Linked DNA regions of Mus musculus: all the other regions are linked to region 5. Evidence: chromatin loops called from intact Hi-C (ENCODE). Cell type or tissue: left cerebral cortex. All regions are shown on one strand. Links, peaks and the distances in the headings refer to the core of each region. The heading gives the core; the rest is flanking DNA.

The links. A loop is a pair of places that touch in the nucleus more often than their neighbours do. Peaks named below come from ENCODE experiments on the same cell type or tissue, not always from the same donor. Only the 100,000 strongest peaks of a DNase experiment are listed, where the experiment ranks them.
Region 1: it touches region 5 in a loop (4-fold over the local background); 35 of 42 quality-filtered maps call a loop at or near these places.
Region 2: a loop joins it to region 5, with 3 times the contacts of the local background. A loop is called at or near these places in 12 of 42 quality-filtered maps.
Region 3: a loop joins it to region 5, with 4 times the contacts of the local background. A loop is called at or near these places in 15 of 42 quality-filtered maps.
Region 4: a loop joins it to region 5, with 3 times the contacts of the local background. A loop is called at or near these places in 13 of 42 quality-filtered maps.
Region 6: it touches region 5 in a loop (2.7-fold over the local background); 5 of 42 quality-filtered maps call a loop at or near these places.
Region 7: a loop joins it to region 5, with 4 times the contacts of the local background. A loop is called at or near these places in 16 of 42 quality-filtered maps.

Annotation. Positions count from the first base shown.
Region 1 is chr11:105,330,699-105,335,162 of GRCm38, reverse strand. Mrc2 (mannose receptor, C type 2) reads right to left here. Exons shown (of 30, transcript NM_008626.3): 7 at 3,091-3,279; 8 at 2,773-2,927; 9 at 1,432-1,539. Among named protein-coding and RNA genes, the nearest start is that of Mrc2, 40 kb to the right of the region's middle. In left cerebral cortex, for the core only: a CTCF peak has its summit at 2,502 (motif pointing left); DNase peaks (open chromatin) are centred at 2,507, 2,780 and 3,164.
Region 2 is chr11:105,682,198-105,686,661 of GRCm38, reverse strand. The region is part of intron 3 of Tanc2 (tetratricopeptide repeat, ankyrin repeat and coiled-coil containing 2); the gene reads right to left. Among named protein-coding and RNA genes, the nearest start is that of Tanc2, 94 kb to the right of the region's middle. In left cerebral cortex, for the core only: CTCF peaks have their summits at 1,712 (motif pointing left) and 3,999; no DNase peak of the experiment used is centred there.
Region 3 is chr11:105,361,084-105,365,547 of GRCm38, reverse strand. Marchf10 (membrane associated ring-CH-type finger 10) reads left to right here. Exons shown (of 12, transcript NM_172568.2): 11 at 990-1,032; 12 at 4,349-4,464. The coding sequence ends at 4,404. LOC115487808 (a long non-coding RNA gene) reads right to left here and starts at 2,703. Exons shown (of 2, transcript XR_003949780.1): 1 at 2,299-2,703. In left cerebral cortex, for the core only: a CTCF peak has its summit at 2,532 (motif pointing left); DNase peaks (open chromatin) are centred at 1,442, 1,800, 2,356, 2,947 and 1 more place; H3K4me3 peaks cover 2,172 bases; H3K27ac peaks cover 2,458 bases.
Region 4 is chr11:105,267,729-105,272,192 of GRCm38, reverse strand. Tlk2 (tousled-like kinase 2 (Arabidopsis)) reads right to left here. Exons shown (of 22, transcript NM_001112705.2): 18 at 2,398-2,567; 19 at 956-1,094. Among named protein-coding and RNA genes, the nearest start is that of Mrc2, 23 kb to the left of the region's middle. In left cerebral cortex, for the core only: a CTCF peak has its summit at 1,856; a DNase peak (open chromatin) is centred at 1,843.
Region 5 is chr11:105,909,693-105,914,156 of GRCm38, reverse strand. Tanc2 (tetratricopeptide repeat, ankyrin repeat and coiled-coil containing 2) reads right to left here. Exons shown (of 26, transcript NM_181071.3): 20 at 3,831-3,954; 21 at 1,070-1,245; 22 at 668-800. Among named protein-coding and RNA genes, the nearest start is that of Cyb561, 33 kb to the left of the region's middle. In left cerebral cortex, for the core only: a CTCF peak has its summit at 2,351 (motif pointing right); DNase peaks (open chromatin) are centred at 326 and 2,364; H3K27ac peaks cover 635 bases.
Region 6 is chr11:105,258,626-105,263,089 of GRCm38, reverse strand. It overlaps Tlk2 (tousled-like kinase 2 (Arabidopsis)), which reads right to left. Exons shown (of 22, transcript NM_001112705.2): 16 at 2,738-2,829. Among named protein-coding and RNA genes, the nearest start is that of Mrc2, 32 kb to the left of the region's middle. In left cerebral cortex, for the core only: a CTCF peak has its summit at 2,435 (motif pointing left); no DNase peak of the experiment used is centred there.
Region 7 is chr11:105,589,616-105,594,079 of GRCm38, reverse strand. Tanc2 (tetratricopeptide repeat, ankyrin repeat and coiled-coil containing 2) reads right to left here and starts at 4,094. Exons shown (of 26, transcript NM_181071.3): 1 at 3,831-4,094. In left cerebral cortex, for the core only: a CTCF peak has its summit at 1,952 (motif pointing right); DNase peaks (open chromatin) are centred at 1,985, 2,714, 3,601 and 4,037; H3K4me3 peaks cover 2,740 bases; H3K27ac peaks cover 2,003 bases.

The DNA.
Region 1 (4,464 bases), core at 334-4,333, 580 kb after region 5:
TACTTGTGCGCATGCGCGCACGGGCGCATTCTGACATGTGCATGCCACACACGCATAGGATATGCACAAGCGTAATGATGACTAATTAAAAAATAAGATAAAGAATCAACATTATAGCCGTGCGTGGTGGCACACACCTTTAATCCCAGCACTTGGGGGGCAGAGGCAGGTGGATTTCTGAGTTCGAGGCCAGCCTGGTCTACAAAGTGAATTCCAGGACAGCCAGGAATACACAGAGAAACCCTGTCTCAAAAAGACCGAAAAAAAAAAAAAAAAGAAAGAAAGAAAAAGAATCAACATTAGGAAAAAATAGCATCCAACTTGGACACCAGAGCTGAGAAGCTACGGACAGATGGAGGACAAAGAGAGGGCTGGGTGGACCTCGGGACTCTGCAGAGTGGAGTCTGGTGGGATGCTCCTGGGGAGGGAGGGAGTGTGGGAGGGAGGCCAGGGCATCAACCAGAGAAATGACCACCTTAGGTGCAGAGACAGCTCTAGAGTTAGCACCAGGAACAGAGAAGTGGCTGTCATGCCATCTGGGAGGCCCTCAGATGCCAAGCAGGGCCTAGGCAGAGACCCCTGGCTCTCTCAGTGTTTCCCCCTGGACACACTATCCACACACACACACATCCCAGGCTGGCTTCCAATTGCCTCTTCACTGTACTCACGCCAGGACAGAGATAAGCCCCGAGCTCACAGACCCCCAGACTCCTCGGCTGGAGCCCTGCCAGCCTTCCTCCCTCTCCTGCAGCAAGTGTGACCCTGCCTCTTGGGGAGAGCTCAGTTAGGGGTGGGCCTTTGTTGGAGTTTAATCCAAAGGAAAACGGGGAAGGATCTGCAGAAAGGAGTGGCTGCACAGAGGACCACAACGTGAGCGTTATGAGTAGCCTCCCCCATAGACCACTCACTGGCTGGGCCATGCCAAGTAGGGTGGAGAAGGCCTGTCACATACTCACCCTCCTTCACAACTCACAGCCCCCCTTATTTACCCAAAACAATGCTGGAGCCCAGTGGGCTAAAGGATGAGGAGGGAGAAAGTTTTCCCCACTGTGTGGCCTCTCTCCTCCAGAGAAGACGGCCAAACACACTCTGCCATCAGACTGGTGCACTGAAGAGAGAGGACTGGGGTGCACAGAGCCAGCCCACTGCCCCGCCTACTCCTACAGTGACTAGACCAGGCTTGACAATTTGGCTTTCTCAAACTCAACTGTGGAAAGAGACCTGGAGCTGGGGTGGGGGGCCCTCTACTCCCCCAAGGCCCCACTCCACTCTCTGTCCCCCAAAGACATACCCTCAGGAAGGGGCAACCTTCCCTCTTGGGAAACCAAGAGGATGCTGGGCAAGGCTGCAGGGTTTCCTCCGTCTCTCCCCACCCACCCAGGGAGCCCCTGGGGCTGACTCCACCTTGGACAGTTTCAAAAACACCCTCACCTTCCGGCAGCCGTGGTCCTCCTCCGCAGCGCCCTGGCTCAGCCGGCCTGCCTTCTTGCAAATGGATGGCAAGGACTGGTTACAGGGACTGTCGTTCCAGCGTCCTTCCTACGACACAGGATCAAGAAGACTCACCCCAAATCTCTCACTCCACCCAAGTTTTCCAGTCCATTTTCTAGACCTGAACCTGAACTTGCTGTGTGATTCCTAGCAAGCAGCCTCATTTTCTATGTCCCAGGCTGTTGAATGGAGAGAGCAGAGTTGGTTCAATAGGCTTCGCAGTTAGAGGAAAAACAAATCGTTCAGAGGCCGCGGGAGAGATGGCTCAGCAGTTGGGAATACTAGCTGCTCTTCCGGAGGACCCAGGTTCAATTCCTAGCACCTACAAGATGGCTCACAACATCTCTAACTCCAGCTCTGGGTGGATCTGGTGCCATCTTCTGACCTTCGCAGGTACCAGGCGTGAAATTCTCTATCTGGTTACTTTGGACTGTGGATAATCTTAGGTAACTGAACTGTGCAAACTAAGCCCATAGGTCTTATTCCCTGAGACTACTGAAGAACCTGGGAGAGAAAAGGCTGGTGTGCCCAGACCTGAATCTCAGATGGTGACGAGGAATTGGGCCCTGGGGCCTCCCAGTCAGCATGGAGTCTGCCTTTACGCCCCACCCTGACAGCACAGCATCTGTTCATCTCATTAATCAGGAGACTCCTGGCACATACAAGACGCTCACCGAATCATTTAAATTTTTATATAGAATCCCTTTGTGCAAACAGATCTGCTGCTTAGGCCCTGGGACCTCATGTGAAAGCAGGAGACTCTGCCCAGGCCTCGGGGCTCTTCTCTGTCAAAACTCTGCCTCAGTTTCCACTCCCGCTTCCCCCCCCCTGCCCCCCGCCCCCTGCCCCGGATCTGAGTCAAGGCACGGCAAAGCAACAATCATCCATGATTTCTTGAGAAGACAGAACCCTGAACTGAGAAAGGTCCTGGAGGGCAAGGGCTGGAACCCAGTGGCCTTGCTCGCCCAGCTACGCCATTGCATGGGTTCTGGTGCCATCTGCTGGTAGGAGGGGACAGCTGGCAAGAGACCAAAAATGGGCCCGCCATGCTTGCCTAAGGCTTCTGGAAAATTAGCTCTCCCAGTCCTGCAGGTGACTTAGCTGTGGGGGTGAAGGTGGGGCTCTAACCCTGCCAGGCGATCCTGTGGAAAGGAGGGGCCTGGGGTACACCAGGGCTGATAATAGACAGTTATTTTTCAGTGGGGGGGGGGGGGACGAGGCACTGGGAGCATGTGGGTGGAGGGGGTGCTTTGGTGCTATTATGAGAAAGGAAAGTCTCACCGGCCCCCAGATGGTGACACAGTCCTCCAGGCTGTCACGAAAGTTGTTGGGCTCAAAGGGGTGCCAGTGGGTGAAGCTCACGAGGCTCCCGTCGGACCACTCAAAATTCATCTGCAGTTTCAAATCATTGAGGCCAATCCATAGCTCCTCCACCTCTGGAGTACAGGAGGGCAGGAGAGAAAGGAAAGGGAGAAGACCTTGAGGTCAGCCCCAGGCCGGCAATGAAGGAAAGAAAATTCTTTGTGCTTCCTAAGTAGGAAGGGATCAGGCATACAGACCCTCGCCTCCACCCAGTACTAAGGACAAGCAGCCCCTCACCTTGCTTGATCTGTTTGGTGATGAACTCCAGCTCAGCCATGCTGTGGATGCTAAGGAGGTCACCCCCACCCCGCAGACACGCCCTCTTGGACTCCTGCCAGCTGCGCTTCTCGGCCTGCAGGCGGTAGCAGTGGCCCTGGAAGGGCTGCCAGCTGGGGTCACATTCCACCTTGACATTGGTCCACCGGTCTGTGGAGAGGCACGTGTAAGTGCTCAGACAGAATCTAATGTGTGTCACGCCCGCCATCCCTAACCTGTCTCATCTGTCACATCTGCCTTCTTCATGACAATAGCCTTAGGATATTTAAAACCCAGGAATAGCAGATATAGCCAGACCATCTCTGACTGAGTCTCTCAGGGAGAGATGAGCAAGTGGTGGGACGCACCAGCCTCTTAAGTCAGTATCTACAGTAAATAGGGTTTTCTGCTACGACAATCAAACTTAGCGCAAGGACACTATGCTTTATTCATTCATTTATTCATTTAAAGCCTCCATCAAACAGGTCCACAGGGCACCCCCTCTGTGTTGACCTCTGCAGTCTTGGATAAAAGAAACAAGGGAAAGGAGTCTTGGCTGATAGTGAGGCCCAGTCTGACCAGAGGTGGGGAGAGCAGCCAGGAACATTGCAGGGCCCATAAAATCTGGACACATCCCCTTTCTAGAGCCGCCCACTAGCTCCTTCCCTCTCCACACCTCTTCTTGCTTCTGAAGTCCCTCCCCTGCACCCACAGAGGTGCCTTGGGGTTTTAATCTGCTAGGGACTGGAGTTTGAGGGCAACTGAAGCGAACAAGTCCTCACTTGGGTCTTGGCAGAAGAAAACACAATTTCATCAAGCCACCCACAAAATCAGGCTCGGGCAGGATTTCTGACTAGGAAGGAGTGAGGATGTGAGCCTATGCTATGCACTGCCCCAGATTAGCATTCTGAGACCAGCTCCATCCCGGTCAACTGAGGGGTGTTCCAGACATGCCTCTGACTAGAGACTCCTCAAGGTGGGCTGAGAAAGGGGACAGGGGAGCTCCACAGTGTAAGAGATAGCAGTCACCCTTCATTAGCCAATGCGTTATGACTGTGCTGCAGCCCAGGACAGAGCTTAGTAGCTATTCAAGTCCCAGGATCCTGAGGGAAGAAAGGGTCCTGTGGAAATGTGTCCCCTGCTTTGGAAATGACATGTCCTTCACAGTGAGACTGGCCATTCACTTAGAATGGGTCTTCTGCAAACATCTGGGGTGCCGAATGAGGGCAAGGAGGCAAATCCAAGCCACAGACTTGTGTTTAGGTCCTTGCGGCTGGAGGAGAGCTTCCCCAGACAAGTGACAGGGGAAAGAGTCCTTGCAGGGTCCCCTCTGTCTTCCTCTCTGTGGAGGTCTCC
Region 2 (4,464 bases), core at 193-4,192, 230 kb after region 5:
GGCTGTTCTGGAACTCACTCTGTAGACCAGGCTGGACTCAGAAATCCGCCTGCCTCTGCCTCCCAAGTGCTGGGATTAAAGGTGTGCACCACCACTGCCCGGCATTAATGATGATTTTAACTGACATGTAACTAAAGTTATTTTAAAACCTTATTTTTAATGATGGTTCTTAAACACTTTACCCTCCTTTTCAGCCCACCATCCTCCAGAGGTATGAGGAAAGAAAGAATGTGGGGCAGGGGGTGAAAGGTTCTTTGGGGCAACTCCAGTCTATGTTGTCTGGAAATAGGCAGTTCAGTTATAGGTTAGTGGTGGCAGCTCGATCCACTGGCAAACACTTCAGCAGTCTAGTTCCACAGAGTCAGGATAACAAACAAGAATCAGCAGTGGTAGCACTACCTAACAGAGACCTAACAGAGAGCCAGACCTCAACTTCAACTTGAATCAGCAGGATGGACCCAGAGGGTCACCAAGAGAAGTTCTTGGCAGTGTCTCTCTTAGTGAATCGAAAATCAGCAAAGACTTGAGACCCACAAGCACTGCACAGCTAGCTGTGCCAACAAGTCAAGCTCAGCCTCTGTCACTGTCCATAGAGTCTTTTAGATACCCTCTCCAAACATCATGTGTTCTCCACAGGTCTTGCCTCAGCAGAGCATCTGTCTCAGCTGACATCACTTTGCCAATTCGCTCAAGTCCGTGGAAATGGCAAGAAACTGTAGCATACCACCAGAAGTTTTTTGGTGCCATTCTCTCTCTCTATCGAGTCCTGACAAGTGTAACTCAACTATGCAATGTAAGGTGGACCAATACATGTTTGTTGTTAGCAAAGAATCTTTCTTCATGTGACCTTAGTAGAACATCATGTGTTTTAGTAGAAACACATCTTCATGTGTTTTAGTAGAACATCCTTTCACCTATGTCTGCTTCAGCTAAATGTTCCTTCACATGTTTGCCCCAGCAGAACACCATCCACCCTTAAGTTTTCACTTCACATGACTTGTAGATAGTAATGGCACAATAGACCCACATTAGAGACGAAGGGTCATTGTGAAGGGAAACATTCATTCCCAATGGCAGAAACTTGAGCTAGGTACATGGTTGCTCATTTACTTTTTAAGGAAAATTGACAAAGGTATTATTGTTAGATATTGACTTGTAGACAGTGTTGAATGATATAAGGGACTAATGCAACTTGGAAAAATAAATGAAGTGATGACAAAGAAATTTAGAGATTAAAAAAAGAAGTCTTTGAAAGAGCACAAATTACCAAAGTAATCCATGCCCCATGTAAATACCTGCCAAAGAACAGACTTCAGAGAAGGAAGTGCTCAACACAGTATACCAAACAACCTGATTTGAGGACTCAACCAATCTCTTTACCCACTCATTGCTTCTGTCCAAGGGAGGAAGACTTTAAACACATACTCAGCACTGTGAGTTGCAGCAACACTATATTGATGATAGCCATAGCAAAGTGTCCGGCCTGGCAGGGCTCCACAGATGCAGTGGAGAACAGCTACACAATCAAGTTCCATACATGGTATCACTCATTAAATGATCTGTGAGCTACCTCTCTGTTCTTCCTTTCTGGCTCCTACTACTTTCCCTTCCTAATAATTCTATGTATTTTAAGCAAATTTTGATACTTTATTTATCTACCATATGTACATTTTATACTGTTAAGTTTTTAAGTTGTCTTATTCTGCCCTCTTGTGGGAAACAACTCTTTCATCTTTTACAGTGAACAAAACATTGAGTCCAACTTGTTTCTACAATGAAATAAAGTAAGTATTAATTCTGTAACAGTTTCACTTCAGGCTTTGCTAGTAGGTTCCTCATCCTTTGCCATCCATTAAGAATTATATGAGCTTTATGAACTATAGAGGTTTTTTTTTTCCCCACCCACCTTTCAGGCTTTTAAGATTATCTACTAGAAGAACTCAGACAATAATTTAAATCAAAATACTGTGTATATTCAATATGATTTTCAACCTTCTTTGTGGCCATGCTTTTATTCTTCTTTTTCAAAATATGGGCAAGTAAGGACTAACTTCTACAAGGCTTCTATTGCTATTTAGGCAAATTATCATAATGCTAAGTAGTCGGGTATGTTCTGACACAAAATATGCTTGGAACTGTATGTTACAATAACCTTTAAAGACTATAAGTCATTATAAATAACTTTGGAAATATAAACATACATGAGTAATTGGTAAGAGTATTGGTTACTTTCACCACATATTATTATTAAGAAACCATTTCAGGATATTCTGTAGAGATAACCATGCTATGCTGCTTAAGAGAAAACAGGAAAAACAAATCTGCACCTCATTTTTTAAAGTATTCAAACTAATTTATGTATGTATCTATATATCCTTGAATATGTCATTATGAACTCAGAGAAACATAAAAAAATAATGCTGATATTTTAGGTGAATGGAGGAACAATTGTTTGGTTAAAAGTACTTTTTTAGCTAATGAGATTATAACACTAGAAATTCAACTATGGTAATATCCAAACACATTCTAATGTCACCTCTAACACCCCAAGATCATAAAGAATTATTGGCCAAAAGGCAAATTTCAAATTTAGTTTTATGAAAAAAGTGTTACAGTGGAAAAGATCAGCAAGAATGAATTTCAGACATACAATAGGACTACATATAAAAATGTTTCAAGGGGAATTATAAGTTCAGATCCTTCAAATATAACCAATAATAAACAAATTTATAATTTTAATATCAGAATGAAAGGTTCTAAATACATACTACCAAAAGTACACAGTGAGGCATACTTGATGCTTATCTATAAATCCCTGCACTCAAGAGGCAGAGTCAGGAGCCTCACAACAAGTCAAAGCCACTCTGGTCTACCACATGGCAAATTTTGGGTCAGCCAGGCTACAGAGGAAGATCTATCTCAAAACAAAGAAACAAACCAACAGAAAAAGTGCTGCAGAGTAATACAAAGACAAAGTATTTTCTTGTGGAGAATAATATAACCTAGGTATAGTGATTCAATTTCTAGTGCCCATATGGCAGCTCATAACTGTCTAACTCCAGTTCCAGGGAATCCAATGACATCTAGGCTTTGTACAAACTAGCATATAGGTGGTATAGAGACATACATGCAGGCAAACACCCACACCACATAAAATAATAATAAAGTAGAAAACAGAAAATATATGCAATTAGATGGAGGAAACTACAGCCCAGGTCAGAGCATGTATATAAAGATAACAGTATAACTGCAGCCCAGTAAATAGTTTGGTTTAAGCACAGAAGGAAGAAATGTAAGCAGCAACATCCATGGACAGCAATCTGAGTAAGTGAAGCACAAGTAGTCAGGTTCATCTCTCACCTTCCTTCCCACTTGTATGTGGTTCAGAAGACATTGGAGATCTCTGCCCCTAAACTGGAGCAGAGGTATGGGTATGTATGAGAGAGTAGACTACAGCAGCAGATTAGTACAATTCAGGAAAGACTCTAAAGCCAAAATGACAATGGCACAACACACCAGATACCTCACATGTCCTCTATTAAGAAGAAACATGAAACTGAATCTATTCACAGTCAGACAGAGCAGATTATCACACGGCATGGTGGTGTCTGCTGTTACTTATTTGTTCTAAATGGACATGCACTGTTTTGGCTGGCTGATATCTGTAGTATACTAATTATTGGGTATTTGAGTATTATTCATACAAAGAAGAAAAGAAAATGTCATACTAAACATAGAGGGGCAACCACTGAGATGGCTCAGTGGATAAAGGAGCTTGCTATCAAATCTGAAAATCTGAGTTCTAATTCCAGGGACCCACACAGTGGAAGGAAAGAACTAATTCATGCAGGCTGGATTGAGAAAATGAGTGAAATCTACTGCTTCTCCTTTCATCTTTCTCTTCCAGTCCTGCCTTGAGGCAAGCCTGTTTCGTAAGTAGCTGTACCTAAGGACGCATATGCCTCCAAGAGACGAGAAGAGACTAGAGCCCTGGTGGTAGAACATAACAGAACTTACAGAAGAAATGGACAAATTCACACTGACTGACAGATGTCAATATGCTTCTCTTAATAATAGAACAGACAGAAAATTAGCAAAGATACAGAAGACAAGACTGAACATTACCAATCAAAAAGACTATGTTGTATGACATTTATAGAACCTTACATCTTTAAATAGTATAACACTCTTTTTGAAGGGTTCAGAAACATTAAGGTAAATTGTTTTATCATACACTTTGGTATATACCTATAACCTCAGGACTTGATACTCAGGCAGTGATAGTAGATTGCGAGTTGGAGGTCTTGATAGCTGATCTATATTGTCAATGTGACTGAACTTTAAAGTCACCATGGAAACACACCTTTGGTATGCCCAAGAGGGTATTTCCACAAAATTTCAACTGAGCTGGGAAGACCTACCCTGAATGTTTCCAGCACCATTCTATGGGCTAGAATCCAGACT
Region 3 (4,464 bases), core at 120-4,119, 550 kb after region 5:
TACAACTGTTTCTACAACACAAACTCTTGTCTCAAGGACTCAAATCTTCTCAAACGTGGAAAGCTCAGGTTTGACCCACGGTTAGAAAAGGGTCTCTGCTCATCAGGACAGGGATACCTAGTGACATGGGAGGGCTGGTCAGATGTCTGTCTGTCTATCTATGAGCACCTGCCACAGAATCTCAGGGCAGAGTGAGGTTGCCTGGGCCGCCCAGAGCATTGGCATCAGAGGTTAGTAGAGTACACCTGATGCATAATCCACAGGTTACCAAGACCCGCTATTCTAGACGAAATCCCATCCTTCCCCTGCCCCCCCCCTCCCCTGGCCACAGAAAAGAGCCTGTGGACAAGAAGTGCCTCCACCCAGGCCAGGGAGTTGACCGGTGACATTGTCCAGTGACATTGTCCAGCACCCCCTGTTTTGTCTTTAGCCTGTCACAAAGTCCCTGTTCTTCCCAGGGAAATAGCACCAAGCCCTCTGTGACAGGGCCCACATCCTTGCAGCCTGGCACAATGGCTCCCATGGAGTCCACAGCATTTCTTATTGTGGCATAAAATGCCATAAAGTCAGAACAAAGAGAGCCCAGGGCCTGGATGGGTCGGCAGCTTCCTGCCGAGCAGAGAATACAAGCGATTGTTTAAAAGCCAGTGGCGAGGCAAGTGGCCAATTAGCACAGCCTCCCTCCCCGCAGCCTGTAAATTGTGCCTGGACCATCAGAAAGGGATTCTGCTATTCAGATCAATTGCTGAAAGGAAGCGAGTCTGTTCACACTGCCAAATATAGAAGCCCGAAGCAGCAAAGGTGACCCGGGTTATCACTGCACTGTCCTTGGGACAAGCTGATCTCCATCGGTGCAGAAAAGCAGCCCTGATCCCCAGCACCTTGGCGAGTCACAGGAGTTCTAGGACATTCCGAGGCCAGGGAGGTACACATCTGTTCACAGCTGCATTGTAAAAACAATTCATGTCTCACTGTCTTCTCTCTCACAGTTGTCAAGAAATTACCCACAACCCAGACCGGAAGAAAATGAAAGTAGGTTTGGGGGTGCATCCTGTCCTGCCCCCAGTAAGGGTGCCTGCTAGGTTGCCTCTTTTCTGCTCCTGTGTTGAATCTATTACCCTGGAAGGAAGTTATGACCACCACCCAGAGGCAACATAACCCCACCAAGCTCGGGAAACGTTAGGCTTAGCTGGAAATCAATCAAGACGGCTGGATGTGGAGCAGATAAGATTTTTTAATTCATCCTGAAACCAAGGGAAAGGGTCAACTAGGCGGAAGAGAGTGCTTTCCTTGTTAGGTCCTCTGGCATCCAGCCCGTGATGGAGGGTTGGTTGGGTTTTTTTGTTTTGTTTTGTTGTTTTTCCTGCCAGGATCCTGCCTGGGATTTTCCTTCCCAGATCCTAAAAGCAGGCTGGTTAGCCATTACCAAAGAGAGCGCTCCTTTGACAAGCAAGCGTTTTGATTGGATTTTGATGACATTAAGCACATCAAGTGGGTCTGTTGGATTCAGAGGTTGAACAAAGCCAACAGGTCTCCAGCCTCCTTCAGACTGGTTTCTTATTCCATAGAAATTCCCCCTGGAGAAGATGAGCCTAATTAAAGCAGAGGGCTCAGAGGCAAGCTTTAAGGAAGACTCTATCCACAGAGAGAATAAGTGTCGCAGGGAATTGGAGGGATGTGACAACTGGGTCTCTCTGGGTTCTTCAAGGAGACAATTTACAAAAGCCTGCCCAGCCCTGAGAGCTTTAGGAGAGTGATTCCCACGCTGGCATCCACAATCTCGAGAACTTACCCGAAACACAGATTCCTGGGCCCTCCCACAGACTCCACTCCAGCGGTGGGGTGGGGCTCTGGAATGTGTCTTTCATGCACAGCCCACAGGCAGGGTTGATGCAGCCCATTGCAGGGATGCTTTGTGGACCCCTCCCCTACACCCCCCCCCCACACACAAATAAATACCTGACCAGAAGAGACACTGCACCAGTCCAGAGCTCCCCAGGGTGGGGCCAAGACTGCATCCTAGGAAAACCAGTTTGCTATTCAGGACACGCAGTCCTAGGGTGCCAGGCTCCCGGTGTTCAGAGATGGGGAAGGCCCTTCTTCATTACAAAAGGAGCTCTTGGAACCCCAATCCCTACGTGATGTGAGGTCCAGACCAACTGAGCGAGATCTCAGGGCTGCCGCCTGGGTGCTCAGAACTCGGCCTTGCCGCCTGGGTTCAGCCCAGGAAAGCGGCGGTAAGGTGTCTAAAAGACCATTGTGTGTCTGCCTGCACACACCACCTCCCAGGGACCGCACCTCGGCCAGGCGTCCGCGCACGGGTTCTCAGCGTGGCTTCGGCGAGAGCCTCATGATCCTACAGAGACGTGACAGGCAGCAGGGCTTGGTCCCCAACTGGGAGACCTTCAGAGGGTCCTGTCTCCTGGGCCCCGCCCCGCCTCCAAGATGCCCGCAGCGCTACCCGGTTCGGAACCTGCGGCGACGGGCGCGTCCGAGAGCGTTCGGCTGGGCAGGGGCGCCCCCTAGTGCTCCGTGCGACCGCTGTATCCGGGAGCCCGCGGGGGCTCCCCCAGACTCAAGGTCAAAGCAACAGGCAACCTTGGCTTCTAAACCTGCTGTCACAGGAGGCTGCTCTCTCTGGGAGAGTGTAAGAGCATCCCCAGGGAATGTTTAGAAAGGAATCTAGGCTGGCAGCGTGGTGGCCTAAGCAGACTGTGGGGAGTTCCATTCCAGGCTGCATTGTATAGTGAAGCATTTGTCTCAACCACCACCAACCACCACCACCACCACCATCACCACCACCACCACCACCACCTCCACCACCACCACTACAAAAAAAAAAAGTCTCCACAGAGAAGGAAAGAAGGGTATTCATTTCCTTCTCTGTCGCTCCCATGCAGATGGTCCCTCTGACTGTCTACCACTCATTTGCTGTCTCAGTTGGAACTGGCCCAGCTCCAGGATCAACTATTCACAGGCAGTAGGGCAGCAGGCTCTTTCCTGGAAATACAGGCCAAGTTCCTTCTATCTGCCCCCAGCCTACACTTCCCAGATACTGATAGGGAGGGGAGAGCCAATCCAGGCTGTACGGACGGAGCCCAGGACAAGAGGGACTAACACACGGACCTCAGTGACTGACCACTGGCAGCCCTTACCTTGTCTTTGTGCCAAAGCCACTATCAAGACAAAAGTCAGGTACCAGAAGTAGAACCAGGAGAGGCCAGCCTTTCCCCTGGGCCACATTCTTCCTCTTTGGTCCCTCCAGCTTGTCATGACTCACCTGCTTGGCAGCATTTGGTTAATATGGCCTGCCAGCACCAAGTCACAGCTGTGACCTGCCATCCCAGTTCAGTCCAGGTAAACACAGAGGTAAAGGACAAACTGTCAGGGCACAGAGGGTGGCACAAAGGGTGCCAAGCTGTCTGTGGCCCTGTGGTGCCAAGTCAGCCTTCTTACTGTACACCACTCCCTGAACAAAAGACCCCCCCCCCATCAGTAACACTGAGGAGAGGGCGTCTCAGGCAGATCCTTAGATGTGTGAGCCAACCTGTGACAGGGCTCCTGACACAGCTTCTCTGACAGCTGCTTCCCAGCTGGCCCAGATGACCGTCACCAGAGCCAAAACTAAGGCCAGGAAGAGGGCTCACGACCTGCTGATACGCATGCAGGTGTGGGGTGAACCCAGGCAAGCAAGAGGGCCAACTCCAGGATGCTCCCAGCTTTCAAGGGAAGTACTCTGTGGGCGAGAGGCTGAGAAAGCTGGAGTGGCCGGGGCCTCCTTGAGACCAGAAACAGAGCTGAGAGGGTCTGGGTGTGAACAGCCAGGTGTCATTTGCTCTGGTTCCCCCACACACTATTTATTCTACTGTGATAAAGTGTTTCTACATAGTCTGCAAACGTCCCCTCAAACCAAGACAAAAAGGAGCAACGAGAACAAGAGTTTCTCTGAGAATAAGGAGAACCCTTCTCCTGTCCCATCTGTTGTGCTCGGACCCTTCTGCCACTCCCAGTGCCACCCTGCCCTGCTCTTTGTCACCACTGTGCAGCAGGGTTAACTTGGAAACATCAGTCTGGAAGAAGACAAGGGCTCTACCTATTCAGCTATTCTACCTATTCTATTCAGCCTGCAAACTTTATCACCAGACCGGCATCTGAAATAGATTCCTAGAGCAGCCTGCAGTCCAGCTGCCCCTGGCCCAGCTGGAGCCCTAGTGCAGTCAGTCCCCAGCCCCAGATTAAAGTATCTGTTCCCCCACACTGTTCCAGGCCAGAGTGGGACAAAGAGTGGCAGTGGTGCCGCGCCCAGCTGCTGTGGCCCTGCAGCCTGAGAGATGGTCTTGCTTTCTAGGTTCCGAGTCGGGAGATGGTAATGCAAGCAACATTTACCCAGGCCGGGTCATCTAGCAAGGGAGCTGGTCGTGGAGTGCGGCAGAGACCTCTCCACCCAGAAGCCCTTTCTGTGTC
Region 4 (4,464 bases), core at 188-4,187, 640 kb after region 5:
TAGAAACTTACTCTTGACTATAGGCACCACTTCCCCAAGCGTACAGAGAAACAGAAACGCAGCTCACTGTCCACCTAGCAATCAGAAGCTCAGTTAGGAGAGCAGGGCTCATTCCGCATGTTCTGAATGGCACGCCCCTTCATCTGCTTCCACTAGAGCCCCTCATTACTACAAAGAATTCTAAGCCCGGGGCTTTCTCAGCCTGGGATATAGCAGCATGCTACTTACCGCTCCTGTGCTATGAGGCTTTTTTAGGTTAAGAACCATTTAGGGCAGAATGTGGCTTTGTGTAACAACCTCAGAAGGGGATAAAAATCACAAGGTCACAATCACAAAATCACATGCCCAGGCACAGGTATGCTTTGTGACTCTCACTGTAGAAAGTACTAGTGAAAAGCCAATAGCAGGCAGGAGTGCTCACAGAACTGTGAGGCAGAGCTAGGTGGGGTCAGGTGACTGGGAGAAGGATGACACAGGGCTCAGTAGAAAGGAGTCTCAAACCCTTTAGGACATGCTAACAAACAGGAATATGAGGGAATCTATAGATTTGTTGTTTTGTTTTAGGCCTATCCTTAATTCTTGACTTAACAATTCATCATCCTAGAAACAAATCCCTCATCCTATTAACACAAGGAGAGGCTTCTACTTGAACTGTTAAGAATTCAGGGCTATTTTTTTAAGGCAACTAAACAACCCTGTTCTCTGCTGGCTTGTACAGTCAGCACTGTGTAATAAACACAGATCTCCAGGGGACAGACTATACAAGCACTCTCTCAAGGGTTTTCAAGAACAGAAAGAAAATAGAAGAAAAATTGATATAGAAAATCAAAGTACTAAAAACTCTACTTCTGTCTTAGCAGACTACATCAGGATTAATTGTTAATCACTAAGGAGTCAGTATAACAGAGCCACCTCCCCACCAGCCGATTTGGCAGACTTCCTCCCTGATACCTACCAATAAGTACCAGCTCCTTGTGACGTCAGCTCCATGCCATCCACTGAATTGTAGCTATCATCATCCATGATCTTGGAAAGACCAAAATCTGTAATTTTTATCTCTCCACATGCTGTACCATTTACTAAAAGGATATTACCTAAAAAGATAAAGACCTTTATGAATAAAATGAGACTTCTTTATTAAGAGAAAAGACACACAAGAAGGGAACAAGTGAATTCTAAATCTTTGGAATAAAACAGTCTAATTCTAACTTTGGGAGAATCCTCAGTGTCCACTGGAAATTTCTATTTTCTTAGAATTGCCTGTTTAATGTGCCAAAATCCACGCTGGGCACTGGAAACAAAAATGACCTGCCAAAGTAAAATATTACTTGTACAGTTGATTTTTTAAGAAGAAGAAGAAGAAGAAGAAGAGGAGGAGGAGGAAGAGGAGGAGGAGGAGGAGGAGGAGGAGGAGAGGAAGAGGGAGAAGAGGGAGAGGAGGGAGAAGAGGAAGAGGAAGAAGAAGAAGGAAGAAGATGAGGAGGAAGAGGAGGAAGAAGAAGAAAGAGGGAAGAGGAAGAGGCGGGGGAAGAGGAGGAAAAAAGAAAGAAAGAAAGAAAGAAAGAAAGAAAGAAAGAAAGAAAGAAAGAAAGAAAGAAAGAAAGAAAGAAAGAGAGAGAGAGGGGGGGGGGAGGGGATGGGAGGGAGGGTGGAGGGAGGGAGGGGAGGGGAGGGGAGGGGAGGGGAGGGGAGGGGAGGGGAGGAAAATATGTGGGAAAATTTCACATGAACTTTCAGTGTGCTCTCTATGCTACCAAGCTTAGAACAGCAATTTCAGGAAGGTGGGGGTAGGGGAATTATAAAGAAAACATTCTTGGGAATCAAAAATGGTGCCACAGCGCCACCTATAGCAGGAAAAGTGTAGTGACTTTTCTAGAAATAGAATGGTGAGTGGCTAAACTTAAAGGTCACAGCCAATAGCTCCACATAAAAGGAGACAGGCACACACATTTAAACAGACAAAAAGCGAGCTAACAGAAATATAAAGTAAGGGATAAAGGCTCCTTGCCTTTTCCTGATGCCTACTAAGTTAAATGATAATTTAAAAAGATAAAAACTGCTTGGGTCCTTAAGAAAATGAGGCAAGGCATATGTATACTTTATCAGGGAGACCTGAGACAAACTGCTCCATTCTGTGAGTAATGGGAAAAAGCCAAAATAGAACTTGCCAGAACAGCTGTTTCTAAATGTCATCATTAATTTTCCTGGTTCAGCACACAAGGTACTATTTCCCCACCCATCCCCCCTTTCCCAGCACCAAGCGGCCCAGGACTCTTCTTCCCACGTTACCCAGGCATCTACAGTGATAGACTGTTGGGTCTTCTTGGCTCCTGTCAAATTCTTTGACTTAATAAACTTAAAAGTCATTTAATAATATCTCCTGAAAGTTAGCCATACCTGGTTTGAGGTCATAGTGTATGATGGGAGGTTTTATTTCATTTAAGTACTTTAAAGCATTCACAATCTGCATAATAATGGATCGGGCTTCTTTCTCCGACATTAATTTGTGCTGTTTTAGGTAGAAGTCCAGGTCATTCCCTTCACAGTATTCTAATACTGTACAAAACCTGAAGGCATAAACCAGCATTTAACAGTGGAGTAAAAAGCAGATCAAACCACCTAAACCACTCTCAGCAGAGCTCAGGTCTCAGAGCTTCCATTCCTTCCTTTGTTCCTAAAACTTCTTCTATTCCTTTCTATCAGCTGCCAAAGGCTCAGAGGGCGAGACACTTGCTCTCTGGGAGATGAGCTTCTGCAATCTCCATAGTGGCATCAACTGTGCCAAAGTTCATTATGGCGCATTTCTTCTAAGAACACTGACAAGAACTGTAATGTGTGTCTAGTCACCCTCTTATAGCAGGGTCTCCTCTGCATACCCATAGCACATGTCCATTATTACACAGTGATCAATCACACAATTATCCTTGCACGTGTCCAATATAAGTGTATACACTAAGGAAGAGTCTAAGTTCTGCTCAGGTCTCAAGAACTAGTTGTATACTATGTCTGGCAGAAGACTACACAAATGTGTTCCATATGGTACGGATTCTTTTACTTATATTCATGCCAATATATCGCTCATATCCCCCATTTAAAATTGCACGTTATTGTTGGCACTACAACTAATGCATCTATCTCCCCAAGTATTAAAATTGATGTATGTTTCCTTGAGCTACTTGAATATTCCTGAGAGATATATACTTTTTAAAAAAATATTCCTGAGAGATATATACTTTTTTAAAAAATCTTTTTAGGTTATGGTTTATCAGTCAGGACTTAACCAAGAAATAAAAAACACTTGAATATTGAAGACAGAGGCTTTGATTTACAAGCTGAAGATCTAAGAAGACAAACTGTCCAGTAAGGCACCCTTGTGACTAGTTACAGCAGGAAACTGTTAGCACCCTAAAGCCAGAGGGTCAGAGGAAGAAGGTGGTGCTATTCGAAGTCAGGTCACCAGGGAAACTAGAGCTATGTGCTTACTCACTGGTTGAACCCAGATGAGCGCCCACTGACAGCTTACCAGAGATGCCCCCCAATGCAGTAGAAGGAAAGGAAGTAGTAAACAGCTATAAGCTGAACTTCAAGCCACACTGCAACTGACTACAAACACACACTTGCAGAATCTCAGGACTGAACAATAAACTATAGTTTTTATGACACCTAAAATGCATGGTAATGCTCTGAGAGCCTATCTGAAATGCCCATTCTTATCTGAGATGCTGAAATGAGTCAGACTCTTTTTCTTGGATATACGTCTACACAAGGGCTGCTTGTCTGAGAAAGCTTCTGGGTGGATAGACCAAACTCTTAGACAGCCTTAGGAGAGTGATGTAACATCGACGGGCAAGACCTAAGGTATCTTATGTTCTCCTGACTCAGGCCTAACTGCAACTAAAAAAGTTTTCAAACACTGAAATGTCCCTAAACCCTGAATAAACCAAAGGCTCTGCAGCTTACTGACCTTATTGCTATACACAGGATTATCAAGAGGACCAAAGATCTTACATTAATAATTTTATTTTTTTGATATTTGAAAAGCCTGAACCCTAAGATCCCTCCCAGTTCTAAAATCCTATTGCCCAGAAACCTGTATTCCAACAACCTGCGTCACTAGGTTGTCTTTCCTTTTGTCACATTAACCATCCTGCTTTAGGATAACAGGATGATGATGTGTGTATCAGCCTCTAGATTGGGCCTGCTAGTGGCACGTCAGCAGCAACTGGAACCAGTTCCTAAGGACTGACTGCTACACTCTCGGGAACACGGTGAGCTGGCTAGATACTGTACATAAGACTAACCAGAGTGTGATAAATAGACCTGGTTATAAGAAGGGAGGAACTAATGACACCTAAATACAACAAACATATATCTGGATAAGCACCATGCTAACTTAAATAAGCCAATTACAAAGGAACACATACTACATGATTCCATGTGTGAAACTGTCCACAACATGACTTC
Region 5 (4,464 bases), core at 127-4,126:
AACTCATGCAGGCTAAATCAAAGAGGAGAAGGCAAAGCTGACCAAGCCATCAGACCACGCCTGATGCTGACAGCGGTGAAATATACCTCGTGGGCGACTCGGTAACGTCTGACAACCTTCAAAGAAAGGAGAAAACAAAAAGTTGTAGGAAAGGAAAAAAAAATGGATGAAGGTGAAAAAAAAAAAAAAGAAAAAAAAAAAACAAAAAAAGAAGGAAAAGCAGCAGTGAGAGGCAGGCAGCAAAAGCCAGCACATCAGCAACCCTGTCTACAGTGTGTGGGTGGGGGAGCAGCTGGGAGAGCAGCGGCAGGGGCTGGAGAGTGAAGCACGGAGAGCAAAGGAAAGCAAAGGCTTATGGTGCTGCAGGGAACCAGGATGCTCAAAGGGTGGGGCCAGTGCACAGGCAGCGCGAAGATGTGCATAAGCTCAGCGCAGCCTCCTGGCTCAAGCTACAAAGGGCAGGGCAGAGAGTCATGTGACTCTGGATACAGGGTTTCATGACTATGGCTCAGATGTACTCTCTCTGGGCCAGTAGCCTTTTGTTCACTTGGGCAGTAATTGGACCAGGGCAGAGGGAGAACTAGATACATTCACTCCAAAAAACCCAGGAAAGCCAGACCACTGGCCCCTGGGCACAGATGGTCAATATCATCTCTCTTTCTCTTACCTATTTTGGCTCCTTTTTTCAGTAGAGTTACTACAACAGACGTGTTCCGGCAACCCACTGCCCTATCCAAAGGACGCATTCCACTGTAGTCAACATGCTCAATCATGGCCCCATGATCTACCAGGAACTGGACCTAGGAAAGGAACAAGCAGAACACTTAACAGGTACAATGGATACAGCTTGCCCCTTTCAAACTGCTTGTCTGAACCAGTATCTCTCTCTCTCTCTGATTTCAAGTCACAGTGATATTCTTGCTTTTGAATAATGTTTTGTATATTCTCGTCCTCTGAAGAGTCTAAGTTAGAACTATCAAAACAGTATTTCGCATTTGATCCTAGATAGCATTCTTGGTGGATAGCACCCCTATCCTTTCTCTCCTGAGGCCTGTTTAAAGGTACTTACCACCTCAGCATCACCGTAGAAAGCTGCTAGGTCCAGTGGGGTACGGCCATTCTTGTCTGCATGGTCTGTAGCAGCCCCGTTATCCACCAGAGAGCGTACTACTGAGAGATGGCCCTTCAGACAAGCCCAGCTAAGGGCTGTTAGTCCTTCTTTGTCCATCAGGGCAATGGAGGCACCTGAAAAAAAGAGTGAGAGTTCTGTTTTAACAGGACTGAGGACACTAAAGTTTGTAGCCGAAAGGAATGCTGATATTTAAGGTATACATACTATTGAAGAATAGCTTTTACTTCTAGATTTTTTTTTTTTTTTCATTTTAAGATTGGCTCTGGCTGGCCATGGTGACATATATCAGTAATCCCGAAAATAGGCAGGAGTAAGCAGGAGTTTGAGGGTAGCTTGGGCTACACAGTGAGTTCAAGGCCTGTCTGAGTCACATCTCCATCTGTTGAATGCTGTGGTTATAAGTGTGTGCCAGTTCAGTTTTTGTGGTACTGGGACTGAACTTGGAGCCTTTTGAATTTTGACTCAATTTTTTTGAATCAATTTGCTATGCTAGGCAAGCACTCAGCCAGCTAAACTGTACTACCAGCCTCTAAATTATAGATTACTTAAAAAAAAATAAAATTGCTTGAGAGTTCCTATTCTACAATATTCTACAAATAATGTAAACTTACTTAGTGAAAACTCACTTAAGTGAAAAACAAAACAAAACTAAGAAAACCTAAATAGAAAATACAAAAGGTTCAAAGACCATGGGTAAGGAAGAACAAACCTCTGTCATCTATGCCTAATGAATGTCTGCTGTCATGCAGCAAACACAGTAGTCATCTAAGGTCATCAGTGCTGAAGAGGCCCTGCCTCTTCTATTGGACACAGTTTGTGGCTTTGTGCCACGTCTTAAGAACCTAGGTCTGTTCCCTATGAAGTCAGACTTGTTTGGCAACTTGTACCATGGAAGCAAGAGCTACACTGTACCCTGCAAGCACAATTTTTGATTCTAGCCACCTTTGAGTCTCAGGTTGTGGAAACAAATCTTTCTTGAAAAGATAGAGCTAAAGACACAGCAAGTCTCTTAAGAGAAGCCAGTCTTCCTATTCAACTTTGGCTGTTCAGGTCTGGGCACAGTTCTTCAGAAGGCTGGATCCCTTAAAGGAAAGTGCATCTGTGTATAGATAATTATATATATTTAAGGTTGGTTTATTAACAGCGAAGGCTAACTGGAATGATGTCATAGTTTCAATCGCCTTTCTACCTACTTCTTGATCCAAATCCAAGACTCCACTAGGTGGTGCTGCAGTGCTACTAGTGACGAGCCTTTTCTCTATGGCAGTCTATGATGCCACTATTGCATAGGTGGCTGAGCTTAGGGCAATCAGCAAGAGGCTGAAATAATTTACCATGTGCACCTGTAGAGAAAATGCAGTTTCCCACTTACCAAGGGTGTGAGTATGTTGGAAAGCACCACAGGGAATTTATTATGATAGCTTAATAGCAATATCCTAATTCTCTAAAGAGGGTCTCATTGCTAGCAAGTGTCTTAACTTCCCTTTACCTCCTTTGGGTTAGAGAAAAAACATGTTAGCTGTGCAGGCTGACAAACTGATATGCAGCTTTACTTGGTATGTTGGTGCACACCTTTGATCCCAACACTTAGGAGGCAGAGGCAGGTGGATCTGTGTGAGTTTGCAGCCAGCCTGGTCTATAGAGAGAGTTCCAGGCCAGCCTACATAGTAAGACACCATACCACCCCCAACCCTACTCCCACCCCCATCAACAGTAGCAGCAGCAACAGCAAATCAGCCTCTAAAATAGATGGATATTTACTGGGTATACATCAAAAAAACATTGAAGTCTGGACTTGAAATAAAGAGTTCAGAATGTATTGATTTCATAATAATCCCTCAGGCTATAAAGAAAAAGAGAGTGTCAGAGTTAGAACTCCCCAGTGTGTAAGTGGGCAGGCTGGGGTGGTAAGGTATACATGTAAACTTTGCTCTCTAGAAGCTAAGATAGAAGGGTCACCTCAAGTTTGAGGTCAGCCTGGTCTACATAGTGATAAAACATATGCCCATTCAAATGTACATATAACACACACACATGCATCACACACACACACACACACACACACACACACAGAGCATGCAAGAGAACACCAGGTATACTTAGGTGATTGAGGCAAGAAACAAATGTGAGTTCAAGGCCAGCCTGGAGTTTTAGTTTAAAAAACTGGAGGAGAGGGGCTGGAGAGACCACTCAGCGGTCAAGAGCATTGACTGCTCTTCCAGAGGTCCTGAGTTCAATTCCCAGCACCCACATGGTGACTCACAACCATCTGTAATGGAATCTGGTGTCCTCTTTTGGTGTGTCTGATGACGACAGTGTACTCATAAATAAAATAAATAAATCTTAAAGAAAAAAACTGGAGGAGAAAAATAAAAAAGAGAGCAGGAGCATCTGGTTTTGCGTTTTCTTTTTTTTTCTTTTTATAAAAAAGATTTATTGTATGTGAGTACATTGTCGCTGTCTCCAGACACACCAGAAAAGGGCATCGGATCCCATCACAGATGGTTGTGAGCCACCATGTGTTTGCTGGGATTTGAACTCAGGACCTCTGGAAGAGTAGTCAGTACTCTTAACCTCTGAGCCATCTCTCCAGCCCAGCTTTGCATTTTCTAGTTAACCCAATTAGTACTATCATTCTTAACGAGCCTGGAGTTAAGTGGATTCTTACAGGCTCTGTTCACCGTCTTTCAGGGCTTACCTTGTGCTAGTAGGAAGTCCACGGTTCCTAGATGGCCTTCAGAAGCAGCCATCATCAGGGGAGTACGACCCTGCTTGTCTGCCATGTTGACATCAGCTCCATGGGTCAGTAAAAGATCAACAATCTGCGAGTGCAGGCAAACAGAGGCTGGTTATTGTAAGGAGAGCTGCTGAGATGACACATGTATGCACTCTCCTACAGCGTGAACTACTCCTCGCTGCAGAGGTGAGTTTGTCCTATAAGTAGCTTTCTATTGTAGCAACCTACTTAAGACTTTCTGTACAGTTCTAACGGCATGTGACTTGCTACCTTAACTCCCCTAGAGATAGATGAATAAGGAGTCATCTCTGAACATGTGACCAAGACATTAAGTTAGAAAAAAAGACAAGTCAAGATGTGTTCTAAACCAAAAGGAAGTTCCACCCCAAGTAACTACCCATGTCAGTTCCATTTTATTACTCTCCGGAGGCTACAAGCCTGCAGCAGCAATATACATTCACCACTCAATTGACTACAATAAAGTGCTTCTGTTAACAGCAGTGTCTTTTGTTAAGCACTGTTTGGCTCCTAGAGCCTTTTTTTTTCTACTCAAGTACTTCCAAAGATCACTATCAGTGTCCTTTCTTTTTCCATC
Region 6 (4,464 bases), core at 124-4,123, 650 kb after region 5:
AACTGGAGTGACAAATGGTTTAAGCACCATGTGGGGGCTAGAAAATACACTCAGGTCCTTTGCAAGAACAACCAGTGTCTTAACTAATGGGCCATCTTTCCAGCCCCAACTTCAACTTATCATTATTTATAGCATAAAGCTCATAGCAGGATTTCCTATCACTTAGTTAAAATCAAATGTGGAAGTGTTAAAGATTTCTTCCCAGGCAAGACTGGAGGTCATAAGAACACCCCTTTCCCAATATGTCAACTGAGAAATGGCTGACAATCTCAGGTGCCACGATCCTCCCCTTCCCCCAAGAGGAAACAGTGAGAAGGTATAATAGACACACAATTCTAGTTAGAAGACCAAAGTTTAGACAAAGGAGGCAGTGTCTATCAGTCATTCCCTTTCTTCCTGATTTATTTTCATTTATATGTATGAACAAAAGTCTATGTGTATGTATGTGGGGGGGGGGAGATATCAAGGTAGTGCTGTGTGTGTGTGTGTGTCTGTGTGTGCCTGTGTGCATGTGTATCTGAGGAGGCTAGAACAAAGTGTCAGGTGCTCTGGAAATTGAGTAACAGACGAATATGGTGCAGGGAACTGAACTCAGGATCTCTGAAATAGACAGTGCTCTGAACCACTGACCCATCTCTCCAGCCACTTCACTTGATCTAATTCCAGTAGAAATGAGAGAAAGACAACCACTTGGCTGGGCATGGTAGCACATATCTAAAATCCTACCATTAAGAGGAGACAGAGGCAGAAGAATTGCTGTAAGTTTAAGGCCAGCTTAGTCTACACCATGAGACGCTGTCTCAAAGAATGTAAAACTAAAACTAAAACAGAACACCTCAATCTATAATCACGGAGGCTCAACCTGCTTGCCAAGAGTATCGAGAAGGAACCAGGGCCTAACTTCCTGCAGTTCCTCTGGTATGCAGTGTCACAGTTCTCTTAAGGTCAACAAGAAGCTAGATCTGAGTCTATGACTTTGCAAAATATGTACAGGTCCCAGCAGAGAAAGTGTTTTCAAGGTTGACCTGGTCCCTAGAAACACTGTTTTACAGTAGCTAATGACAGGTATTTGTAGAGAGATGCATATCCTAGATCAATACCATTAACTATTCTTGTAAGTCTCAATACAACACAATTTTCATTTATAATTGGTCAGAATATGTGGTTTCCTTCTCAAAAGTGTTTTTGGCATTCACTGCTGCATGCCATATATTCCTGACGTCAGGTGACTGGAATGGACTTTTAATAATGTATCTGGCTTCTCAGAAACATCTGGACTGCAGCTGCTTGTCATGTGAGCATGTGCACACAGGGAGTTTTACACAAGGCATTTATCATCCCTTGTCCTACCTCTGTCTAAAGCCTACTTCTCTCATGCTGAGTTCTGTTAGTGTGGAACAGAAAGACTTCCAGTTCCCTGGAGCACAGTAGGTTTAAAGCAAGACTGTTGAGGAAATATCTAACCTTCCTCTTAAGACTTAGGAAGTTAACTAAAAGGCTTCTTCAATACCTACTAATTTTTTCTCCTTCAAAGTCTTATGAGAAAAAAACAAAAACAAACATCTAAACAAAAAGCAAAACACCAAGGCCAAGGCTATTTCTGTAACTCAAAGCATTTGTTATTATCAAAAGGGGCTCGTCTTCTCCTTTCAGGGACAGAACCTGCCTCACTCAATATTCCTATCTATCACAAGGAGACAAAATTGCTCAGTGGGGAACGTATTAGCAAATTAAGTCTGGAGATTCCAAAACAAATGAGCCATGAACGTCAGTATTTAGAAGCTCAGGAGGGAATATGACAAAACCTGGCATTAGTGGAACAAAGAAATCCACGGCTGCATATGTAATAACTATTCATTCCAAAGAAACCACCCTTTAGCCCCGCAATCCCAAGGACAGAAAAGAAAAGGGATGCCATTTTACTGGCATTCTCAAGACAGGCAACCACAGGAAGCAGAGCACTACAATCACAGAAATTTGAAATATGAAAGTGGACGGGCCACAGGAAGGCACACTAAGACTCCATTCTTCCAGACCCACTGTCTCCTTCCCAGTTGACTAAGGGAATTATCACTGAGTTTCTACAGACAAACAATAGTTTCTAGGACCTAGTTTACTGTCTCTAGAAACAACAGGAGTCAGAAGCACAGGCTCCGAAGTGGATGGCTGTGTTTAAACTCAGCTTCTAATAGTCTCAAGTTCTGTAAGTAACAGTTTTATCATTGGTAAGACATGGAGTATATTCTCTTTGCTGGGACAGTAAGGAAGATTAAAGAAAACTGTCAATAATTCATCCAAAGCACTTTCAAAATGCAAACACCCAGGCTGGAGAGATGGCTCAGGGGTTAAGAGCACTGACTGCTCTTTCAGAGGTCCTGAATTCAAATCCCAGCATCCACATGGTGGCTCACAAACATCTGTAATGGGATCTAATGCCCTCTTCTGGTCTGTCTGAAGACAGCAGCAGTGCACTCACATATAATAAATCAATCAATCAATCAATCTCTGAGCTGGAGTGAGCAGAGACAGAGAGAGCAGAGGTCCTGAGTTCAATTCCCAGCAACCACACGATGGCTTACAACCATCTGTACAGCTACAGTGTACTTATATACATAAAATAAATATATAAATCTTAAAAAAACCCAAAACAACAATAATAAAAAAACAAAAACAAAAAACACACACCCCAGCTATCATTAATGTCTGTGGAAACATCAGACACTTCAGCAACACTTACTTGTGGTAATTCTCCTTTTTCTCATCTCTCCAGTTTTTATTTAACTGGTGAATTTTCACAGCTACATATCTTTGCTCCGTTAGATCAAATGCCTATTAAAAAAAAAAGGAATAAATTATATTCTACATAAATACTAACAAAATTTACAGGGAACTCTCTTGAAGCTTCTATTTAACAAATCAACCAACACAACATCCAAAACACATTATTAAATGAAAGTAGCAGCAAATGACAGATCATGTACTTGCTCCAGTGTTGCAACCGTCTTCTTGAAAATTGTGATTAGATAATTTAGAAGTCTCCAGACACACTGGCACCATGGGATTTAAAGGACAAACTCAAGCAAACACCACAAGCAGATGTTCTCAGGCTTGCTCCCAATAATGCTCACTTACTCTGGACTTCATCCCTCCTGATCTAGGACCTGTCTTCCTTAGGTTGTCTCTCACCCCTCAGCTAGCCTAGAAGATTCATAAGCACCAACACTGTCTGTTTCCTTTTGAAACCCTGGGACACGGACTGACTGACTGCTTCCTACAGGAAACAGCCCAGCTGGGACACAGACTGACTGACTGCTTCCTACAGGAAACAGCCCAGCTGGGACACGGACTGACTGACTGCTTCCTACAGGAAACAGCCCAGCTGGGACACGGACTGACTGACTGCTTCCTACAGGAAACAGCCCAGCTGGGACACGGACTGACTGACTGCTTCCTACAGGAAACAGCCCAGCTGGGACACGGACTGACTGACTGCTTCCTACAGGAAACAGCCCAGCTGGGACACGGACTGACTGACTGCTTCCTACAGGAAACAGCCCAGCTGGGACACGGACTGACTGACTGCTTCCTACAGGAAACAGCCCAGCTGGGACACGGACTGACTGACTGCTTCCTACAGGAAACAGCCCAGCTGGGACACGGACTGACTGACTGCTTCCTACAGGAAACAGCTCAGCTGGATATGATCATTGGTGTGACCATTCACAAAGTATCCCATAATTCAGTGTGCTGTGTTCGCTAAAATAAGAACTGACACAAAACAAAACCACTCAGCTTTACATTTGGTGTCACAACTATGAACTCAATGAAAGCAAAGTCTTAATTCCAGCAGTAGCACACAGGAATGGGCTTTCCTGAAGAGCAGCAGCCCAGCACTGGTCAATCAGAGCTGCTCATCTGTGCACACAGGCACAAGTGTACAGCACGCCTACAGAGAACAGAGGTGGCCAGTGCTCCACGAGTCTTCCCATTGCTTCTCTAGAAAAGTTATGTGTAAAATGGGGCTGTTTAAAAAACAAAGGTCGTGTCATGCGCAGGAGAACTGCCAACAATTGGGGCCAGCCTGAATCACTCTGTCAATTTAGAGCCAGTCTGGGCTACAGTGTGAAAACATCATAAAAACAGGGGGAAAGAAGTTAAAAAGGGCCAGGCATGGTGGTGCATGCCTTTAATCCCAGGACTTGGGAGGCAGAGGCAGGTGGATTTCTGAGTTCGAGGCCAGCCTGGTCTACAGAGTGAGTTCCAGGACAGTCAGGGCTACACAGAGAAACCCTGTCTTGAAAAACCAAAAAGAAGAAGGAGGTGGAGGAGGAGGAGGAGGAGGAGGAGGAGGAAAAGAAGTAGTTGTAGTAATAGAAGTAGTAGAAGTTGTTAAAGAGGTAAATTGTATACATATATCAATCACCAAAAAAAATTTAAAAAAAAATTAAAAAAAATTTAAAAACT
Region 7 (4,464 bases), core at 250-4,249, 320 kb after region 5:
CGGAATTTGATCCAGCTAGAGTGACCAAGTAGTTTCCCTCAGACTTTAACTGTATTTCAAGAAGGAAAAAACTTTGACAAAGAAAGACTCGTATGCATTGCAATGCATAATCATTCTAGTATATATCCAGTAAGTATCAACCATTTCAGTATTTCCCCTTTGAAACTCCTGTTATTAGTATATTCCTGTTTAGAGTCTACTTCTTTTCTTCATTCAAAAAAATCCTAATTATTTAGGAACTGCTAAAGGGATAAAGTCAACTATAGCAAACAAGGAGAGCGAGCATGACAGAAGTAAAAATCAATGGTGAGGGGCTGGGAGTGCAGCTTAACGTTAGTAAACACCAGGCCGTGGGCTTATCTCTAGCACCACTGGAGGAAAAAATATTAGTAACAGCCAGACAAGGTGGCACATGGCTTTAATGCTAGCACCATGGATGCACAACAGAATGGGTAAGTCACTGTCAACTGGGGCTACACATGGGGACCCTGTTTCAAAGAAGAAAAAGTCAATGATGGGAGAAGGAAATAACCAATTAAGGTTTAACAGTGTTGGTGGTAAATTTTTACAGTAAAAATGCAAACCAATTACAAGTAAAATATTATCAATAAAAATTCAGAGCAAGTATGATCCTATATCTCAATCAATTTCTTCAGTATAATAAATTATATAGTTTTACATCCTAAAAATGTTTGTTCATAATTAATATGTTTAATACCCATAATATCAACAAATGTATATTAAGGTAAAAGACTGTCTACATGAACTATGTGAGTCACAAGGTAACCAGAAAATATTTCTGTGAACAGACTGGTAGAAATAATTTGCAAATAAATAATTATCACAATCATGAGAGGTGACAGTCCACTTTCTAAAACAATCGAAGCTATATGAGGAATGTAGAGTTCACTGCTGTTCCTTGAGCTTTATTCGTTTTTGTAAATATTTCATATGTAAGGAATATCTATAAAACAATGGTTAAGTGCTAAGAAAAATCTGAGCAAACATTTGTTTGGAAAAGCTAATTATTCAAAAGATCCAACCCATTTTTGCTAATCACATTAAAACAAATAGAGAACATAAAATGTAAGTATGCAGGAGAAATAATTTCATCTTGATTTTCCAAATAAAGTTAGCAATAAAAATTTACTGATACTTTTTTAAAAAAATACCATGAGGTATATGTGTGTGTATCAAACTACCTGAATATAACTTTTGACCTCTAAAGATCCTCCTCAAAGAAAACATGACTATAAATGTGTCTTTAATCACATGAAAAGTCCTGAATAAGACTACTTACTGCTTATAATCACATAAAAAGAATTTAAAAACAAATTCCTAAAAAGAAGTATTTACTATAAGCACTCTTTGCACATGTGTACACAGTTTATTTGCTTTATGGTGGACATGTGCATTTAAGTACAGTATGCCTTGTCAGTACTAATTCGAGGACAATCCAGTATAGTGATGAAGGACAGTTAGGAGCCAGAGTTTCCAGCCAGAGTTTCTAAATTAAAACAGCATTTCCAATTCTCAGCTACATAATCTTTGGCAAATTAATCTGTTTCCATTTCTCCTGGGTAAAATGGAAATAACAATATATACCTCAAAGAATTTTGTAACTGTATAAACAATGTACAAGACTGTCAGGAAGTGTATGCTGTATAAATGTAACCTACTACTACTAAAGTAATAGAGTCCCATGTTCCTGAGCATTTTTAGCAACCTGAATTAACTAATATCAGATACTATTTAAATGGGACATCAAATCTAAGATCTGGTTAACATGTGTTCCTAGCTATGCACTTTAAAGTAAACAAGTGATTAATAGATCTACATAGCCACTCCAATGATAAAGAACAATCTGAAAAGACTGTTTCCCAAAAGTTGCAGCTATCAATTTCTTCCCTTACACAAGGGGGCAGTGATAACAAGGAAAGAACAGGGTTCTGCAACACCTCTTCCTACAGACAGTAGGGGGTGGCAGTGCATATGGCTTACAGTCAGAACAAAACAGGAAGACCCAACAGAACTGCTCTTTATTCTCTTCTGGCCCTCTTCTCTCTTTAGCCTCAACAGAGCCTCTTCAGAAAAGGCTAAATATCTTCAGAAAAGACTAAAGTTCAAAATTAATCAAGGAAAATCCAATTTCGTTTTTGAAGGAAATGATCCCTCAATGAATGAATCTGGAACCAGGGCGAAGCCAATCACTATGAATTTTCAGATTATCTGGCAAATTACTATAATAAGAACAACATTCACGCAGGTAATTCAATTTATAAGAATTCCAACATAACACACCAAGATATCATCAATAATTAAATACACCCTGGTGAACACATCAAATATTTCTGCTTTTGTTTCAGTTACACAGATACTCAATGTATACACACGTTATTTTTAATGGCTCATCTAGCTGTCTTTTGTTACTTTTGAAATTACAGTATGTTCTGACAATCCTCTCAAAACACAGATGTTCTTAGATGGAAGTCACAACGTTTTGTAGCATGTGGACACACACACACACTTAAGAGAGAAAGATGGGGTTGAAAGGAGGAGGAAGAGAGGTAAGGAACAGTTGTTTCATTTGTTTCTGGTTTTCCCTCACATCCCGAAGACAATTTACCTGGTAAATGCTACAAGGAACACTAACTACATTGACAGTATCCATGTTGCTGCATTTTATGCCAATTTACTGTATAGCGTTTTTATCTTATCTCACCATCCCATCTCAAGAGCTAAAACATACCAGAATATTCCACTATTGCCAGGCTCTGTAATTAGCCACTGCCATAGCTTTTGGCTCCAACCCTTCAAAATGCCTGAAAATTTATCCCTTTTGTTCACCATATTGTTCTGTTTTCCTTGTTCCACTTATTTTCACCTGTAAAAAAGCCAAGGCAGGGACACATGAAAAATCGTTCCCTTTGCCTAACGATCCTGAACACACAATTACAGTCAGGGTGCTTGGCTTGTTTGTCTTTTTTTGTTGTTTGTGTTTTTCTTTTTTTTCTTTTTTCCTTGAGAGGAGCAGAGGAGAGAGTGAAAGACATCCAATCTTTTCCTAATGCTAATGACCATTGTTTATGTTTTCTGGGAAACATTTTAAACATTCCACACCTGGAATAGAGAGACAGGCTACAATTGCATGGATGCTCTACATGTTGATGACAAAATCTGAAATCATTTTAGCCCCATTTTTTTCCTTTCCCATCTCACAATCAGACAATCTTTTTTTTTTTTTTTTTTTTTTGCTTTCACGTGGGTACTTTCCCCATGTCAAAAATCGCAGCTCCTCTCGATCTCCTACGACAGAATATGTAGCAAAAGCCCCATTAGTCTTTTATTATAGTACACCTCCTTCCCCAAAGGAATTATTCATGTTCCTAATAACACTTCTACCATGCATTTCTACGCCACAGAGGCCAGCCCATCCTGTGCCTTTACCTGGCACATTTCACAACTACTTTTATGCTGCATTCAGGGACACATTTTGCAACTCGTTCTGCACCACATTCCTTGCCACGTTTAGCAATCTGCCTCGCATCTCATCCCGGTCCCCGTCATCCAAAGACCCTCCAGGTACCAAATACCAAGACCAACCTCGGTGACAACCAAGTGGTAGACCCCGGAGCCCTCCGAAGCCGCCCTCGGTCCCACATTCATTCGGAGGCAGCCTGCCTTCCCCACGCCTTCGACACCGGAGGCACTTCACTGTCCGTTTCCCAGTCTCCCTGCTCGCCCCAGCCCCCGCAGCTGAGGCGTCGCAAGCGAACGCCCCTGTCACCTCACCCTCACCGACCCTTCTTCCCTGCTCGCCCAGCCCTTACCTGCCGTTCTAAGGGGCGCGGCGCACCTCGGGGTCAAGCCCGCGTGCCAGTGGTCTCCGGTGAGGACCGCGCCGCCCGCGGACGCCCCACGGAGGATCCGCACCTCAGTCGGGCTCGGCGGGGCCTCGCGGCCGGCGAGCGCTGGCAGCCCGCTGCGGTCCTCCTGTCAGCGGCGGCGCGGGGGGGACAGGCTCGCCCCTCAGCACCGCGGCGGCGGCGGGCGCCTCGCTCCGCCTCGCGCGCGGCACAGCCGGGAGGTGAGCGCGAGGGGGATGGGAACGGGGGCGGGGCCGCCCGAGGAGGCGCGCGGGGCGGCGGAGGGAGCGCGGCGCCTGCCGCCTGGGGCCCCGCGCTAGCGGCGCTCGCAGCTGGCCGCGCTGGGCGGGCGGGCGGCTGGCGCGAGGCGGCTGTGGCCAGCGGGCCCCGCCGGAGCAGCGCGCGCCCAGCAACCCGCGCCCGGCAGGCCGCTCTCTAGCGCCGCCGCCGCGCCGGGGGCGTCGCACCCTCGGAGGCCGCCCGCAGCCCCGCCCCCTCCGGGCCGGGTTGGGGAGGAGCGCGAGCGCGGAGGGAGAGCGCGTGCGTGGGGGCGCGTGCGTGGTGGAGCGCGCGCGCCCCCGCCCCCCGCCCCTCCACG